2 separate regions of the Mus musculus genome follow, and region 1 is linked to region 2. A link is a contact called in ENCODE Hi-C or POLR2A ChIA-PET data. All regions are on one chromosome and are shown on one strand. Each heading gives the region's core, a stretch centred on a gene start or an enhancer-like site at or near the end of the contact. The rest is flanking DNA. Distances are from core to core; before and after follow the strand shown. Region 1 has its middle 35 kb from the start of Socs5. Region 2 holds the start of Socs5 (suppressor of cytokine signaling 5).

Region 1 (3,056 bases), core at 9-2,508, 35 kb after region 2:
ATCCCAGAATTCTTTGTGCCTCCGGGATGTCCCACCTATTCTACCCTTTCCTATAGGTCATAGGTCTTCTTAATTGATGGGTGATGCATCCATACAGTACACAGATAATCTCTCTACAAACTGAACGTCTGCAAAAAGGGGAAACAAACCTGCCCTGGATGGAGTCCAGACGATGCCAGTATTGTGGGTCGGTCACTTCTGCAGGCACCAGGTCTTGGTTTGTTCATCTTGGTTTTGTTTCTGTGCTTGGACTTCCGAATCTAGAGTATTTTACTGGCTGAGCATCTCTCTTTTGCTCAAATTACCTTTCTTCTTTCATCAGGGGCATTTACAGTGTTCAGGGAAGGCCTAGGTCTTAGTGGGGTAGACATGTTCGTTTTCCTCTGTGAGGCTGGGTGCAGGAACTTCCCCAGTGGCCTAGGAACACCAGGGACCCCACTTGCCACAGGAGGTGGTGTAGGTTGGGCTCCTGGAGCAGAAATCCTGGGTGGGAGGGAGCTGTTCTCGGGCCTGATACAGCACAAGCTGTGCTTGGTGCCTGGTGCATTGTCACCACACAATCTCTTTTTGTCCTATAACGGTGAAAATCTGTCATACACTAAATGGTTTTGTGTTTTTCCATCTTCATAAAATGGGTGCAGTTATGCACTTAAACCTAACTTTTACCCTGATTCTCTTTCAATACATGATAAATTATTTTATTTGTGCTTGTCTTAAAACTACGACATTTTAAAAACAGTTGAATCGTAATACTTTTAGTTTCATTATCTTACAAATATTTTGTGCCCTTAAGTGTAATTGAGACAGTGTTGAATTTTAATACACCAAGAGACTAGTGAAATGTCTGGCTGAGTAGTTCCAACTTTGAGAATTCATAAATTGTGCCACTAAAATACTGTCTCTGCTTTTTAGCAATTTCTTTCTTGATAAAGAGCCAAAAGTCTCAAATTGTTTTCTAGAATTCGGTGTTTGCGTAACAGCTGTCACGGAACTCAGAAGTGAGTCCTGCAGGGAGCCTTTATGGGAAGGTGAAATAGACCACTGTCGGCAGTAAAACGGCAACTAGATTTTCTTTTTAAGTCAGAGTCAGAATTTCTTTGGAAATAAGATGATTCTTGGTTTCTTTCCCTGCTTCTGTTGATAAAATGACCTGACTTAGGACAGAAGGGTTTGTTTTAGCTCCCACTTCCAAGTCCGCGGTGACGTCACCCCTACAGCCAGAGGAGCAGGACAGATGCTGGTGCGCAGCTCACTGGCTCCATTTCCTGCAGTCCAGGGTTCCCACTGGGAGTGTTCCTGCCCACAGTCAAGATGGTCTCTCAAATATAAACCCAGAGCCCCCGCCCCTCCCCCTGTCCTCGCCCCGCCCCCTTCCAGATAACCCGTTCCTGTCTGACAGCTAATACCAACCAACCCCGATTCTATCCAGGGTTTGGGAAGTCGCTCAGGTGTTGGTTTTGTGTGAAGAATGCGGATGTGTTTTTCTGCCTGGCTCTTCCGAGTGTGGGTCTCATGGAGTATGCCAGCAAATGGACCAAGCTCTGTTGTTATCATTTTTGGCCGTGGCTTCTCCAGCCTTGCTTGCCAACATTGCATTCAAATAATACTTTTCTTTCATAAGGTCAGAGATTTTTTTTTTTAAGCATCCATGTTACTTTCCTAAAGTTCTGTGGGTAACTTCTCATGAATTCCAGTACAAAAAAAAACAGATGTCTACGTAGGCATGCATATGATTTGACAAATACAGAAAATGGAAATAATTTCTTCTATGCTAATGACTTGAAACCACATAGGAACTTCGGTGGAACATGAAAGAGTAGTATTTTGGAAATTGAAAACTACTTGAGGAGCAGTGGGGTTTTAAATGGTTTGCGATTACAGTCTCACAATTCATTGAATTTGCCCTCTGCAGGACAGGACAGGTGTAAATTGCCCTTCCATAAGAGTGAAGAGACTCAGTGAATGAGCCATAGAAATGGGCGTTTGTTCCCTGCCTTGTGGACAGGAAGTTGCCACTCTAGGTAGCTTTGAAAACCACACAAGAGATAAGGAACTTCGTGGCTGTATAGAGAATGAGGAAATTCAAGGAGAAGGTACACAGCAAACGAATACTGAAGAGAGGCCTCGTGTACGCAGAGCCGTCCAACTGAAATCCGGGTCTTAAGTCATACGATACTGGATGCTGTTTAACTTTTAACGAAGAGCAATGCCCTCGAGCCAGCAATCATCTGTGTATTGATGCGCTCCCTGGGAGGTGGGACATGAGAGTGATTAGGGACCGAGGCTGAGGGGGCGCCTGCCACACGAAGGGTCTTAGAGGCTGAGGGGAGCCTGCCACACGTGTATGGTCTTAGGCTTTTTTGACCTTTGTTTCTTCCTGTCACTAATCAAATAAAAACCTCACAGAGCCATATTTGGAAGTTTCATCAGAGGAGGGAATACAGCACCATTATTGATTTTTAGAATTCTGTGGCACATGGAGATAGAATAATTCAGTATCCGCTCGTACGTCAGAGCAGTTTATTCATAGCAATTTGTGGTGCTGGGAATCAAAGCCAGACCGTGTGCGTATGAAGCAAGGGTTCTACTGGGGAGCTACCTCCTACTCCTTACTGATTGTGGTGGGAAAGAACAATTTTCTTCCAAGCATGTTAACAGTGTTCCATACTTGTGGATTATTGTCAGCCTGAGTGGGCTGTGCCCCGGCTTGGCTGCTGTTCATCGGTGGGTTTCTCATTCCCGACAGGGCCTGATTTCTCACCTGCTTAACACGGAGGTGTGGAAATATGAAACCAAATAATCTTGGAGATGTGCATAGCACAGTGCCTGGCATGGGTGGCTGTTCTCAGTGTCCTTGTACCCATCTACACACAGGAATCCAGAGCGCCTAAGTGCAAGGCCAGTCTTCCTTTCTCTACGAAAGGCTCCACTAAAAGATAAATTGAACCCGTAGTTCTAATTGAAAGACTGTTTGTTCAATATGGGGTTTTATAAAAGGACATAGTCAGAATGTTGATACATTACCTCTGAGCTTTGTGGAAAAAAAATTTCATAAA
Region 2 (3,535 bases), core at 594-3,093:
ACCAAGAGTAATTCATAGGCCTGTGAAGAACATCCCAGGTCCAAATTATAGCAGATAGGGAGATGCTGGAGCAGTAAGAAAGTGGAGAGAGGCTTGTTCTCTGGTTCCAAGAGCTCTGGAGAGAAAGCTAATGTGGTACTGTAAAACAATACAAGGAACAGAGGAGGAGAAGGCTTGGGGAAGTTCGGAAAGTATGGGTTCCAATGTGGAACTTACTCCAATAGACAAGTAGAGCGGCTAAAAGCTGCTTAGGAATGCAGATCTGGCCCTCACTGACCGGACGCCGGACGTCCATCCGTGATTCTATCTGAATGGCTAGATCATCTCCTGTGCACTGTGTGCCTTCCAAATAAGAGGGCTGAGGGCCAGAACCTGCTACTCTCAAGGAGTCAAAGAGAACAGACAGTTGAAAAATAACTGAGAAAGCAATCTGAGGGTGTACAATGTTAAGAAAGGTAGGGTGGGGCTGAAAAGAGTCTAAGAAAAGCCTTCAAGAAAAAGGTAGTCTGCCGGTCCCACTGCAAAGCATTAAAGACTAAAGGTGGTCAAAAATCTCAATATTCAGCAGGTTGAAGTAGGAGCACCATTACCTAGAAGACAGCTTGGGCTACATATTGCGTTCCAAATCATGCTAGGCTATACAGTGAGACTGTTTCAAACAAACCGGACTAAGGTGTGTGTGACCCTATGTGTATGCCGCTGATAGAAGGACCACTTTGGGGAGATACGCAGGGGGAACAGACTACTGTATTTGAATCATGAAGTAAACAAGTCTTTTTGTCTGAGCACCGGAAAGTAGTATGTCTAAGAAGTGGCCAGTTAGCTTACGAGTGGTAACCACGGTTCTACACTTGATCTTAGCCAAAAGGCCAAGAAGCGGTGGTAACCACGGTTCTAAAGGGGCAGCTGAGGAGTCTCGCGGGTATCACAACCCCCCATTCACTTCTCTGTCCTTGCTGTCATTTCCACGGCCGGGGCGATCCACATAAAATGCAAGCAAAGAGAGGAAGCGACAACACCCCTCCCCTCGTGTATGACTCATCTTCGTGGCAGCTGAGAGCCTGGATAGGAAGAGTTGAATTCAATGAGGTGCCCGGTTTCCCGTTGAATATTGGAATTCAGTGACTCGGATGGCTCCATGCTGAAGGGAGCTAGGGAGACTCATTCACATTTTTTTCCTACCCGGCACTCGCAACCTCCATTCAGCATTTTCCCCTTGGTCTCCCTAACGGAGCCCAAAGGAACAAAGCTACTCCCCACCCGCACCTCGGGTTGACCTTCCACCCGAGCGCCCACCCCTAGCCCGTTCCACGGCCACGTGACCCTCTCCAGCCTCCTAGCCTCCCGGGCCTCTCCCCCTCCCCTCCAGTCCGAGCCCGCTTGGCCCCGCCCACCCCGCCCACGTGTCAGCCTCTCTCCCACCTGACTGGCTCCTCCCTCTTCGGCCGAACCCGGCCGCTTGTCTCAGCTGCCCGACTCCAAAATGGCAGCCGCGCACAGCACGCACCAGCGCGGCCGGACCTCCTTAACTCGCCGGCCTCCCCTCTTTAGCTCCCAGCCTCCCTCCTCCGGCCTTCACCTACCCGCCTCTGGATTGGCCGCCGGGAGTCCCGCCCACCTGGAGCCCCGCCTGCCATTGGTCACGGTAGGCTGCCCTTCAGAGAGGCGTGGCCCAGCCCGCCCCCCACCCCGGGAGGTATTTTCCATTCCGGTGGGGGGCTGGGGGGGCGGGGGGAGGGGAGAGGGTGACGAGGGGGAGGCGGCCGGGAAGGGGTGGGGGCTGGCGGGGGCATCCGGCCGAGCTGGGGTCCCCGGGCTCCGTCCGGAGGAAGCGAGGCTGCGCCGCCGGCCCGGCAGGAGCGGAGGACGGGACGCGCGGGCGGTCGCGCTCGCCCTGTCGCTGACTGCGCTGCCCCGGCCCATCCTTGCCTGGCCGCAGGTGCCCTGGATGAGGCCGCCGCGCGTGTCCCGGCCGCTGAGTGTCCCCCGCGGTCGCCCGGCGCCTGCCCTCAAGCGGCCGCCTCTCCTTGCCCGGGTCCCCGTTTTCCCCCGGCGCAGTCCTCCTCCGGTGGGCGCCTCCGCACCTCGGCGCAGGCGGCACGGCCCTCGGGCCGGGATGGATCCGCCGGGAAGAGGAAGACAAGCCGGGGCGTTGAGCCCCTGCGCACGGTGCCGCCGCGCGTAGTGGGAGCTTACTCGCAGTAGGCTCTCGGTACGTCTCGGAGGAATTGCTTTTCGGTGGGAGTCGGGACACCTAAGGGGAAGAAGGGGTCGTCTGGGGCCGATAGGAGGGCATTCGTCATCGGGGTCGTGGTGGGTCGAGACTGGGTGGGGGAGGTCGTCGGTGCCCACTGCCAAGGGTAGAGGGGGTCCAGGCAGGTCACCTAAGAGCTCCATAGCTCCGACCTGAGGGTCCTCAAGGGCGACGATAAAAGGTCTACCGGGACGTGAAGGAAGGACCGGGGAGCGTGGATGCGGGAAAAGACTGGAGCATCTCTGGGGGGTTTAACCTGGGGTGGTTATTACAGGATGCGGAGGCGGCCGCAAGGAAGACCCCGCTCCAAGTCCTTGAGCTTTTAATAAATGGTTCTTTGGTGCTGGGACTTGGGCATTCGAGTAGCTGAAGCGGAGTGAGTTTGTGGAGAGGGAGTTGCATTGACAGAAGGATGCTGAGGAACAACGTGAATACCCTTGGTTTGGTTCTCAACTTTGAAGGCTATGGGGGTCAGCCACGAGCTTTTGGCATTTTTTTATTTTGGTGTTCCAAGCAAAAGGTGGCTGGCTGCTGGACTTCGTCAGTGATTCCTTATTTTAAATTGTATGTATATATTTGATGGGGTTGGGCAGTTACCAGTTCTCCTGGACATTCTTCCAACTACACCTTGACATTCTTACAGCAGCTTCTCATCTACACCGGAGGCCTGCTCCTTTCAAAGTTAACACTAGGCTAGACTGTCCTATTACGATTTACTGACATTTATCCTAGAAGACGATTAAGTCATGCTTGCTTTTAACTGTTTCTTTACAGGGCCGTGTAAAATTGAACTGCATGTTCTATAGAAGTTTAAAAATGGTTTCTCTTTAAGGAATGAAATGAAAAAGATGCTGGTGTTAGAAGGCTCTGCTAAAATGAGCTCGAGTGTTCTAACAGTTGGGAATTTAGTCAAATGCGTACTTTAATCTTAATAGTCTCTCGGATTCATAGTCCCTTTTTGAAATCGGCCTAGCAACGGAAGGAAGACACAGCAGGAAGCGGTGACTGTTGTCTGGAGTTCACCTTTGTGATTGTCCTGCAGGGATGTTACCTTTTTCATGTCTGTGGACTAGAAAGAGTAAGCTGAGAATTGCACAGCTAGTCTGTAGTCTCCTGTTAAACTCACACCTGTATTACTAATTTCATACATTTGTTGAGTTTCCTATGGCTTACAAAATGAAAACTCACTTGATTAGGGAGTCCTTAACATTTAGGGGGAAAAAAAATCTGAAGGCTACTTTGCTGGCTAATTAAAACATTTCTGCAAAAAAGTGCTAATAT

What was found. Hi-C counts contacts between places; a loop is a spot of excess contacts on that map. ChIA-PET counts read pairs that join two places held with the same protein, here RNA polymerase II (POLR2A).
Region 1: a loop to region 2 is called in a map of heart, with 2.1 times the contacts of the local background. The contact joins the enhancer-like site here to the promoter of Socs5 in region 2. A Hi-C loop is called at or near these places in 3 of 37 maps with a recorded cell type or tissue (T-helper 17 cell and heart). POLR2A ChIA-PET finds 5 or more read pairs at or near these places in 3 of 5 experiments (Patski and embryonic stem cell).

Annotation. Positions count from the first base shown.
Region 1 is chr17:87,141,249-87,144,304 of GRCm38, forward strand. No RefSeq gene overlaps it. Among named protein-coding and RNA genes, the nearest start is that of Socs5, 35 kb to the left of the region's middle. Within about 2 kb of position 1,259, at least 1 of the 3 ENCODE cell types and tissues checked has a DNase peak (open chromatin) inside an H3K27ac peak, as active enhancers do.
Region 2 is chr17:87,105,836-87,109,370 of GRCm38, forward strand. It overlaps Socs5 (suppressor of cytokine signaling 5), which reads left to right and starts at 1,844. Exons shown (of 3, transcript NM_019654.2): 1 at 1,844-2,212. Gm30510 (a long non-coding RNA gene) reads right to left here and starts at 1,512. Exons shown (of 2, transcript XR_877091.1): 1 at 1,423-1,512.